Regions from separate parts of the Homo sapiens genome. Here regions 1 and 2 are each linked to region 3. Evidence: chromatin contacts called from ENCODE Hi-C or POLR2A ChIA-PET data. All regions are on one chromosome and are shown on one strand. Each heading gives the region's core, a stretch centred on a gene start or an enhancer-like site at or near the end of the contact. The rest is flanking DNA. Distances are from core to core; before and after follow the strand shown. Region 1 holds the start of DGKG (diacylglycerol kinase gamma). Region 2 holds the start of LINC02020 (long intergenic non-protein coding RNA 2020). Region 3 has its middle 33 kb from the start of LINC02020.

The links. A loop is a pair of places that touch in the nucleus more often than their neighbours do. ChIA-PET counts read pairs that join two places held with the same protein, here RNA polymerase II (POLR2A). Pooled maps may share reads with other maps.
Region 1: a map of ascending aorta shows a loop between it and region 3 (4-fold over the local background). The contact joins the promoter of DGKG here to the enhancer-like site in region 3. A Hi-C loop is called at or near these places in 20 of 168 maps with a recorded cell type or tissue (Right ventricle myocardium inferior, aorta, ascending aorta and 12 more), 1 of 37 single-sample maps with no recorded cell type and 15 of 50 pooled maps. POLR2A ChIA-PET finds 5 or more read pairs at or near these places in 2 of 52 experiments (WTC11 and activated CD4-positive, alpha-beta T cell).
Region 2: a map of posterior vena cava shows a loop between it and region 3 (35-fold over the local background). The contact joins the promoter of LINC02020 here to the enhancer-like site in region 3. A Hi-C loop is called at or near these places in 4 of 168 maps with a recorded cell type or tissue (CD8-positive, alpha-beta T cell, PC-3, cardiac septum and 1 more) and 4 of 50 pooled maps. POLR2A ChIA-PET finds 5 or more read pairs at or near these places in 2 of 52 experiments (Panc1 and activated CD4-positive, alpha-beta T cell).

What each region holds. Positions count from the first base shown.
Region 1 is chr3:186,360,386-186,363,492 of GRCh38, reverse strand. DGKG (diacylglycerol kinase gamma) reads left to right here and starts at 1,259. Exons shown (of 25, transcript NM_001346.3): 1 at 1,259-1,547. RefSeq lists a silencer at 1,100-1,189 and an enhancer at 1,974-2,491.
Region 2 is chr3:186,438,065-186,441,625 of GRCh38, reverse strand. LINC02020 (long intergenic non-protein coding RNA 2020) reads right to left here and starts at 1,281. Exons shown (of 4, transcript NR_151710.1): 1 at 1,178-1,281; 2 at 505-644.
Region 3 is chr3:186,405,350-186,408,526 of GRCh38, reverse strand. No RefSeq gene overlaps it. Among named protein-coding and RNA genes, the nearest start is that of LINC02020, 33 kb to the left of the region's middle. Within about 2 kb of position 1,671, at least 15 of the 41 ENCODE cell types and tissues checked have a DNase peak (open chromatin) inside an H3K27ac peak, as active enhancers do; they include ascending aorta, dorsolateral prefrontal cortex, heart left ventricle and 4 more, where a contact is called at or near this core.

The DNA.
Region 1 (3,107 bases), core at 10-2,509, 45 kb after region 3:
CTTCATCACTGTGTGGAATCTTAAGGAGATCTCTCAGCTCTGTTTCTCATCTGTCTCACCAGCCTGCCTGCAGATAGCCTAGTATGGACACCACCCAACAGGGTCCTCAGGGCTGTTTGACATTCGTGTTTGAGGCTTCTTCCCCAAATGCACAGACACCCAGAGCCCCTCGGCGCCTCCACACTCTGCGGAAAGCTTTTCTTGGCTGCAGTGCTGGCCCGGGGACCTTCACTGCCCACTGGCAGAAAAGAATTCTCGGCTGTGGAAATGAGTAAACTCCACATATTTTAAAGATGACAGTCTAAACTCCTAATGACTCTAAATGTGGTGTGAAATGGACAGCAGTCATCTTGCTGTGTGACATGCCTGAAATAGTGTCACCACCACCATCACCCCCTCACGTGGACATGCACGTCATGGAAAGAGAAGCAACAAGTCATAGTGCCTTGGCTAATGTAGCTCCCCTATTCCCCCCGACCCCTCACCCCAGCGTCTTTTCTGTGCTCTTCTACATTTTAAAAAAAGAAGAGATCTATTTATTCTGCAGGAATACAGTCCAAGGTCACCTAAAAGCAAAGGAGAATGGGAATTAAACACACCCAGAGACCCGACCCATCCAACAGAGTCCAGCTCAGGCAGGCTGTGCCAGTCTCCACCAGGCTACGAGGGGAAAACCTTTTCGAGTTGAACTGCCACCAATCCACTGCCACCGAAGTCAAGGTTGTCAGAAATGACCCTCTGGACAGGGCTAGTGATTTGGATCCTAGAGATACTGAGTTCCTGGGAAACAAAGAGAACTTGTTGATTTTGTATTTTTATTTTTTCTTCGATTTGGTCGGGATATTACGGTAGCCTTGACCAGAGTTGAGAAAAGGAAACGCCCAGTCGGTATTTATTTGTCAAACAGTTGTCCTTTGCCTCCGGGGTCAGGGGCCCTCTGGTACCCACCACTGTTGCATCCTCTCCACACTCCTAAGCCTGTAACTCCTCCTCCCAAACCGAAGCCCTGTCAGTAAAAAGCGTCCTAATGATGCCCGCGCCCTAGTTGCACCAAAGGGGGTCAGGTTCCCATCGAGCGGATCCACATTCGTGTGTGCGCACGCGTGTGCATGTGTGGAAGCGCGTGTCTGTGTGTGCCGTGTGTGTACGCGCGCGCGCCGGTGTGTGTGGCGGGGGCGGGCTCTGCGCCCGGGGGCAGGGCTCCGCAGTGAGAGTGGCAGCTGGACTTGCCAGGCTGCGAGGGGCAGGGCACAGAGCCGCAGTGCCGTAGTAGCGGGCCACGGAGATAGACAGCTTTGGAGCTGCTGAACTCCGAGCACAGGGTGAAGACCCCGGCGCTACCAACCACAGCCTGGCAGCCTGGTCTCCGCGGCACCCACTGGGGCTGCATCCCCCTCCCCCGAGAGGGCTGCGCAGGCGGGAAGACGCCCAGAGGCCAGCTTCGGTCCCCCTTCTGTCTCTCGGTTCCTCTTTCCTCCCAAGTAAGGGAATAAACCGCGAAGAAGGAGCGCCCCGGGCCACCGCGCAACCAAGTGTTGCCTGGTGAGGTAAGACGGCGGCCGGCGCGGCGGAGGGGGTCCCCGGCTCAGGGAGCACCCGGTGCAGCAACTTGGTAAAGGAGGGCAAAGCGGGAGCCGGTCCCGCGGCCAGGGAAGGGGCTGCAGCCAAAGCCACGGCGCCCACCCCGACAGTTCCACCTGCCACAAAGCCCTGCAGGAAGGGATGCCCCGCTCGAGGGGTGCAGGCTTGGGGAACGCACAGGGTGGGGCTCGGCTCTCTCTGCGACTGAGAGGCCCCCTCAAGCCTCAAAGCTGTGCGGGTGGGAGGCGGCCTTGCTCCAGGCAGTTTGCTAAAGCAACTGGTCGGATTTCCTTCTTCTTCTGGACTTAACCTTGGCTCCTTGATATCCAGTTCGCGCTCCAGGCAGTCCGAGAAGCAGGAGATGCTTTTCCTAATGTCTGGCCGCCAAAGCCTCCGACCGTCCCGCGGGGTTCTAGGACTTTGGGGGCACTCCACAAAGCCCCTGCGCAGGGCGACTTAAAGGGAAGCTGAAGCGAACACGGACACCTCAGAGAATAAAGGAGGGAAGGGTCGAATCTGAGGTTGATCTGTGTAGTCTCAGAGTCACAAGATGTGTCCGTGTGTGTGCTTGTGTCCTGAGGAGTGCGTACCCGGAGTCACCTGTGGTGCTTTCGCAGACTCCACCGGTCCACCTCCCCTTGCCTAGTCTGAGATTTTCTTCGTTTGAACTAGTGGAATAGAATTAGGGGAGGGGGCTGTGGAGTTCTAAAAAGCCCTACAGGTGATTTGACGTGCTGCCCCCATCCCCACCATCACTGCAGTGGAAAGCTTGGGACTAGAGCTAGAACCACCTCCCAGATGGGAGGGATGAGCTGCGGAACTCAGGGTGGCGGTCGAGACCCCTCCCCCAGTCGCCCCCCGCGGCGGGAGCGTCTGCTGCAGCGCGAAGCGATCTGTGGCTGCGCCGCAGTGGTGCCCGGGAGCGCTGTGAACCCGTGGGCGCGCTCTCCCGCGCTGCGCCGCTGCCTCCTCGGACTTCATTAGCATACGATGACCTCTCTGTGGGGAGGAGGGCCTGGGAGGGCTGTTTGTCATTCCTTTATTTTGGGGGCTTGGCGACGACACTTTGGATCTGGAGGTGAACACCAGGGGTCATGATGAGAGACAGTGGTCAGGACACAGGACTGGAAACGACCCCTCTGGTCTGGATGGGGGAATCAACTTTGTTATTTTGGTGCTTGGGATTCTCTGTCTGTAAAATACAGCTGGCAGAGCCACTTGCTGGCACACAGGGCACCCTGGTTGTCAATGAAGGAAATTAGATCATAGAGGGCAAATGTCGAGGTTTGGTCATGAACCCAGGCACAGACACACACCCCTTTATATTTTATGTCCCTCTCACTCTCATTCCAGGCATGTGTCTAACATGGGAAGGTACTTAACTGTTTGTCATATTAAAAGACTACATTTGCTGGAGATTCCATTCCGAATATGAATTATACTCCTTAAATAAAACGGCTGCAACTAAGCCAACTTCCCGGTCGTACTCCTGATCTATGTCTTTTTTGCCAATCACCCTTAACGTT
Region 2 (3,561 bases), core at 32-2,531, 33 kb before region 3:
AACATTAAGAACTTTCTACTGTTTCAACACTGGCAATTTGCTTTCCACAAGACATTGCCACATTAAATTAATGTTGCTGCTTTTATTTTGATCAGTGTTGTAGTTTGTTTGTATTTAATCTAGAAAGTTTATTTGAACTTTATAACTGAACAAAAACCACAGCCATATACTTTTTACTTGTACTGTGATATTATAATAAAAATAATTTAAGTCTACACTGGTAATCTGTGAGAATTATTGGCCCTCTAGAATGAGTGCACATAGGACGCTGATGATGTAGAGAAAGAGAAGGTTGCTAATGGCAAGAATGAGAACGGCATGGTGGTTGGTAGGCATTTTGCGGGCCAGAATGCTCCCTGACAGTGTCCCAAGGGTTTTTCTGTTTCACTGATAGCAAATATTAGACAGATGGGAAGGGCCCCTGCAGATTCAAAGGTACAGCTCACAGTCAGCAATGCTCTTGGGAGGAGTTGGAGACAGGCAAGCAAAGGCAGCCACTGTTACCAGGAGAAGCCAAGTGGGGTGGTATTCCAGGGGCTTGAGAGCAGCGACCAATGTGTGGTGTTGTCCCTCTTATAGGTGGATGACTCAGATCCAGCAGGCCGATCCTTCACCAAGAGCCAGGGCAAGAATTCAAGCAGAACCTGCATATCATATGACTATATTTAACAGTTCTAAATCACAAAGAGTTGAACAACATGCTTTCTATTCTCCTTCCTTGACAAATATATCTTCATAATGATTAGATAGAAAAATACGAGTAAAGTTCAAAGTTTCTAATTGACTGAAAGCTGGCAAAACGTCAACGATGACTGAACATAATTATTATCGCATATACTGGGAATTCTGTTGATGGGCCTGTGGTGTTTGGATGAATAATCAATGAAGATATTAATAATTCATAAATTATATGCTTTTTAAATAACATTTACTTTTTCCTTTATCCTGGCAAAATCAGTAACTATGTCATTGTACTCAAGATTTTCATGTAATTTGTGTTCTAGGGAAAGTAATGATCTAAAGCTGCATTTGTAATATGATATACCATGTAACATATGATATGATATATAAATATGATATGATATAGGATACAATATAATAGCCATAAAATAAATGTGGCTGTTTTAATTTAAATTATAGAAAATTTAAAATTCAGTTCCCCAGTTGTACCAGTCACCTTTCAGACACTCAGTAGTCACAAGTGGCTAGTGGTTACCATATTGGATAGTGTGGATATAGAGCATTTTCATCATTGCTTAAAGTTCTACAGTCATGCACCAAATAATGATGCTTCAGCCAATGGCAGACCACATATACAATGGTGGTCCCATCGGATTCTAATAGAGCTGAAAAATTCCTATTACCTAGTGATAGTGTAGCCATGGTAACATCATAGTGTAATGCATTACTTACATGTATGTGGTTATGCTGGGGTAAACAAATTGACTGCTCTGCCAGTTGTATAATAAAAGTATAGCACATCCAGTTATGTATAGTACATAATACTTGATAATAAATGACTATGGTACTGGTTTATGTATCTACTATACTTTTTGCTGTTATTTTAGTGTACTCTTTCTACTTATGAAAAAAAAGCTAGCTGGAAAACATCCTCAGACAGGTCCTCCAGGAAGGATTCGAGAAGAAGGCATTGTTATCAGAGGAAATGAAGCTCCACGCTTGTTATTGCCCCTGAAGACCTTCCAGTGGGACAGGAGGGGAGGCGGAAGACAGTGATCCTGATGATTCTGACCCCGTGTAGGCCTAGGCTAATGTGTGTATTTGTGTCTTCGTTTTTAACAAAAAAGTTTAAGAAGTAAAAATTAAAAATTTCAAAAATAGAGAAAAGCTTATAAAGTAAGGATATAAAGAAATAAAATATTTTTGTTCCGCTCTACAATGTTTGTGTTTTAAGCCAAGTGTCATTACTAAATAGTCAAAACGTTTTAAAAAAATTTAAAAGTTTATAAAGTAAAAGAGAGTAAGGTAAGGTTAATTTGTTACTGAAGAAATAAAAGTATTTTAAAATAAATTTAGTGTCTTCTAATGGACAGTATTTATAAAGCATAGAGTAGAATACAGTAATGTCCTAGACCTTCACACTCACTCACCACTCACTCACTGACTCACCCAGAGATATTTCCAAGCCTGCAAGTTCAATTCATGGTAAGTGCCTTCTACAGGTGGACTTAAAAACAATCTTTTATGTTGTATATCTACTGCAGCATTTCTGCATTTAGGTATGTTTAGATACACAAATATCATTGCGTTACATTGCCTACATTGTTCAGTACAATAACATGCTGTGCAGGTTGGCAGCCTAGGAGCAATACGCTATACCATATTGCCCAGGTGTGCAGTAGACTACACTCAAGGTTTATGTAAGTACACTCCATAATGTTTGTGCAATGATGGAATTGCCTCACAATGCATTTCTTAGGACATATCTGTCACAAAGCGACATATAACTGTATTAAGTTGCACTGATCTAAAGTATTAAAAATTAAGATATAATTGCATTGAAATTATACCAAATTGAGTATACTTAATAAAAATATAATTGCGGTAAATATGAAAGATAAAAAACTAAAATTATTTTTATATATATTTTCCATAAGTTTTTCTAAAATTTTCAAAATGATTGTTTAGTGATACAATCTAAATGATAGTGAATGAATACCAGTGTTTTAATAAAATATTTAAATAAAGCTGAAAAACCTTTTATTTAATTTTTAAGTTTTAATTAAATATTATTAATTTTTATACAATTAAAACTATTTGCAATTTTCATGTTCAATGTCCATCTAGTTGCCAATGTAAAGAATCATTATCAAACTTCCATAAATACACACACACATTTAAAAGTGATGTGAAATGTTTAATATTGCAAAATGTTCCCCAGGCATCTTGTGCAATTGTTTTGAATAGTGCACTAATTTGTGAGAATCTTTGAAACCATGAATTGGCACACAAAAAGAAGAAAGAAAATGGATATTTAGCACTACTGGAAATCGATACTTCATTATACAAAATGCTGAAACAGAGAGATTTCACAAGTTAATCAACGTGTCTTTTCTCTTATATGGGCACTTCTGTCATTAAAAATGTTCCCCACATATCTTTTGATAAGACTCAGTGGTAGCAGCAGCACAGCCCACACACCTTCCCATCATCTGAACACGGTGTCCTTTTGTCCCATCATCTGAACACTGTGTCCTTTGTTTCAAGAACATAGGGCAAGGGTTGTGAAGACACGCTTCCCTACGTGAGTTGTGCGGTGGATGTTAAGGTTATGGGTTACACTGCGCCAGTAACAGAGGCAGCCATGTGTTTCTTTGTAAATATGTTTTGTTGTGTGTTTGTGTTTACGTGGAGCCCACTAAAGCACAGGCCCAGGGTGGAAGCCCTTCTTGCGAGGACCAATGGCATCTCTGTGTCAGGGAATTGGGATAGAAGACTGGGTTTTTCAGGCCGGGCGCAGTGGCTCACGCCTGTAATACCAGCACTTTGGGAGGCCGAGGTGGGTGGATCACGAAGTCAGGAGATCGAGACCATCCTGGC
Region 3 (3,177 bases), core at 422-2,921:
GAAATATCAGTCTTGGAGACTAATTCATTCTCAGTACTTTGGCAAAACTAGGCTTCTGAGTCTGCCAAATTGATACTAGGCTCTGTAACATGAACATTATGAAAATAATGCTAATAAAACTGCTAAAATTATTGAGTGTTTATTCTATGCCAGTCATTGTATTACAGACTTCTAACATATACTCTCTGACTTAATCCTGACCATCGTGTGCAGTGACACCATCAGAGGGGTGAAGTTCTTGCCTAAGTTCACGTGCTCTTAAGTGGTAGCATTTGAACACTGGCCGTGGGACACACCTGGACCTTCAAACATCAGTCATGCTTCTCCTCACTGTCTGTAGTGAATTTCACCTGGGGACACCCCCTCTGGAGTATGTGCCTCCCCCACTAAAATCTTTTGCAAGGTAGTGAAGAAGCCCTGGACTGGGAGACAAGCACCTGGATTTGACTTTTCTGTCTAAAATTTGTTGACTGTGTAGCTTTACTAGTTGTACAGCTTTGAGCAACAAGTCAGTCAGCTTTTTGAGCCTCAGTTTATTTAGTTGTAAAATAGAGGTGGCAATATTTGCTCAATGAATGAGTGAATCCTCTACCTCATCCCTTTTGCAGTTGTTAAAGAAATCAGATAGTGTAGATGGCAACACTTTGCATAATACAAAACATTGCTTGTATTTGAGGGATTATAATTATACAGCCTCAAGTTGCTATTGTGATTGCTTTGGTTTTAAGAGAACAGCACTGCCTCTTTTTCCTTCTGCGCTGAGCCCTGACTTGGGATTTTTCTTTCAAAGGAGTCCCTAAGGTAGTGGCTCTGTCTCAACGAGGACTCCAGGAGGAGTCCGAGTCAGGCTACCCCAAGGAGGTGAGGACCGCAGGCCAGAGACAGGGAGGCAAAGAGGAAGGAGGCATTCATTCCACTTCTGAGGCAAGGGTGGAAAAATGGAAAACCCTCCCAGAGAAGGGAATCCCCTAGGTATTTGTAAGTAGTTGACTGCCCCTGGGATGGGGAGCATCTCCCTTACCTGGCCCTATCTCTAGGTAAACCCTACTTCCTCATGTTGGAGCTCTTTCTGCAGGTGATAATGAAACATCTTGCCTCTGACCCGCCCACTGGGGTTCCCGGCTGAGTAAGACGGCCTGGGATGCTGCCTCCCAAACACAAATTATCCTTAGGTTTCCTGAAATGCCAGCCTTGGGGCTGGACCTCAGAGCCTGGCATCCTCCCTCAAGCTGAAGGCCAATTTGCCCTTCAGTGACCTGGATGCCTGTCCAGGCTCTGGTCACCCCCTGTATGTGTCCACTGGGCCACAGGAGCTCATGTCATTCCCTGAAAAGCCTCAGGCCTCGGCCCTTCTCTTCAGGGAGGCGACCTTCACCCGGGACAGGGCCATCACCCCCTTGTCTTTTGGGCGGAAACTTCAGGCTTCTTAGAACCTTAACTTCAGCTCTTGACCTCTCTAGCTGTTTTCTTTTTCCACTTAAAGGGCAAAAAATCTTTTGCCAGGCTATTTTAGGTGAACTCACTGAAAAAATGAAAAGGCGAGGGGGAGAAGAAAATCAACTTTGGGACGTCATAGCTATTTTTAGCTAGATCTCCTCTCCCTCAAGGACTCAGGCTCTATTTGGGAACCTTGTGTCTTGGTGGGCAGCCAACCTTGTGTTTTTTCCAGAGAGTAATCCCCTGGCGTATGGCAAAGGCTCCTGGTCCTCCTCACTGTTTTTTTGGAGAGCAGTTAGTGACAGCCTGCCGTCAGTTCTGGCTTCCTGCTTGCAGGCCTCCGGCAACTCAGTATCTTTCATACTTTGCAAAGCACTTTGCAGTCGGAACGACTGTCCTGCCTCTACAGGCTTCAGACACATCAGAAAGAGCAACTTTTAGTAAATTAATGAGTTTGTACCCAGGTCACATGTTGTTAGAAAGCATCGTTCATTGTTCGCTATCCTAAGAATCCTGGTTAACCTCAGAACTAAAATCATGTGAAATGTCGCCTGATCCGGGATCCTTGGTCCCACATACGAACCCAGAAAGTCATGCACATTTTTTCATTCAACCAGAAGAGGCAACTTTGGCTTTGAGATGTGTCACCATGAAAATTGGGGGGAAAAACAAACGTAAATCAATGGAATTGAAATCCAGGCCAAGAACCGGACTGAGGAGAGCTGAGTTCAGGTCAGGGAGGCCCAGCACTGGCAGGGGTGAGATTTGGTGTTGGGGGGCAGTCAGGAATGACACAGGGTCCTGACAAAATGGACCATGGACAGACCCGATATCTGCTGGTCCCACTTACTCCCAGAAAGAGCCATCAAGAATGATGAAGTGCTGCTTCCCAATATTTAGTTTAGAAGCCAACAGAGTTAGATGAGATTTCTGAGAATCAGATCTTGCTCATCAATTTGAGGGGTAGCAGATAGAGTACTCAGAAATGCTGAATATTTGACTAAAGAGGGCAATATTTCTTGGGATACACGGGCAGTTTTTCTTTTCTAAAATGGAAGTAGGCTGGGCCTGGTGGCTTATGCCTGTAATCCCAGCACTTTGGGAGGCTGAGGCAGGATGATCACTTGAGGCCAGGAGCTCAAGACCAGCCTAGGCAACATAGCAAGACTCACCCCGTATCTAAACAAGACAAAATAAATAAAACAAAAAAGCCAGATATGGTGGCATGCGCCTGTAGTCCCCACTACTCAGGAGGCTGAGGCAGGAGCATTGCTTGAGCCCAGGAGTTTGAGGCTGCAGTGAGCTATAATTACACCACTGCACCAGCCTGGGTGAAAGAGCAAGACCCTGTTTCAAAAACTAAATAAATAAAATGGAAATGGCTTTTTGCTCTGAGTATAAAAATAATTTACGCGCATTGTGAAGAGAGTGTAAGTCATCCCAAACCTCACCACCCAAAAATAATCACAGTTACTGTTGTGGGGAGGAACATCGAGACATGCGCTTAGATACACACGTCTACAACTGTCCCTAAACAGGTTCACAGAATTCTTCGGGGATGGCTGTGCTTTTATTGTGGGAAAACTACTATCTGCTTCAACTAAATAAGATAGATAGAGAGGCCTAGATTGCCAGCAAGGGGCAGGGGGACAAATTTGTTTTCCTTAACACCGTCTATCACGGTGCAATCATGGGGAAAGTGGCCTGTTTATCTAGAGGGAGCTGCTTTCTTTTGGAAAC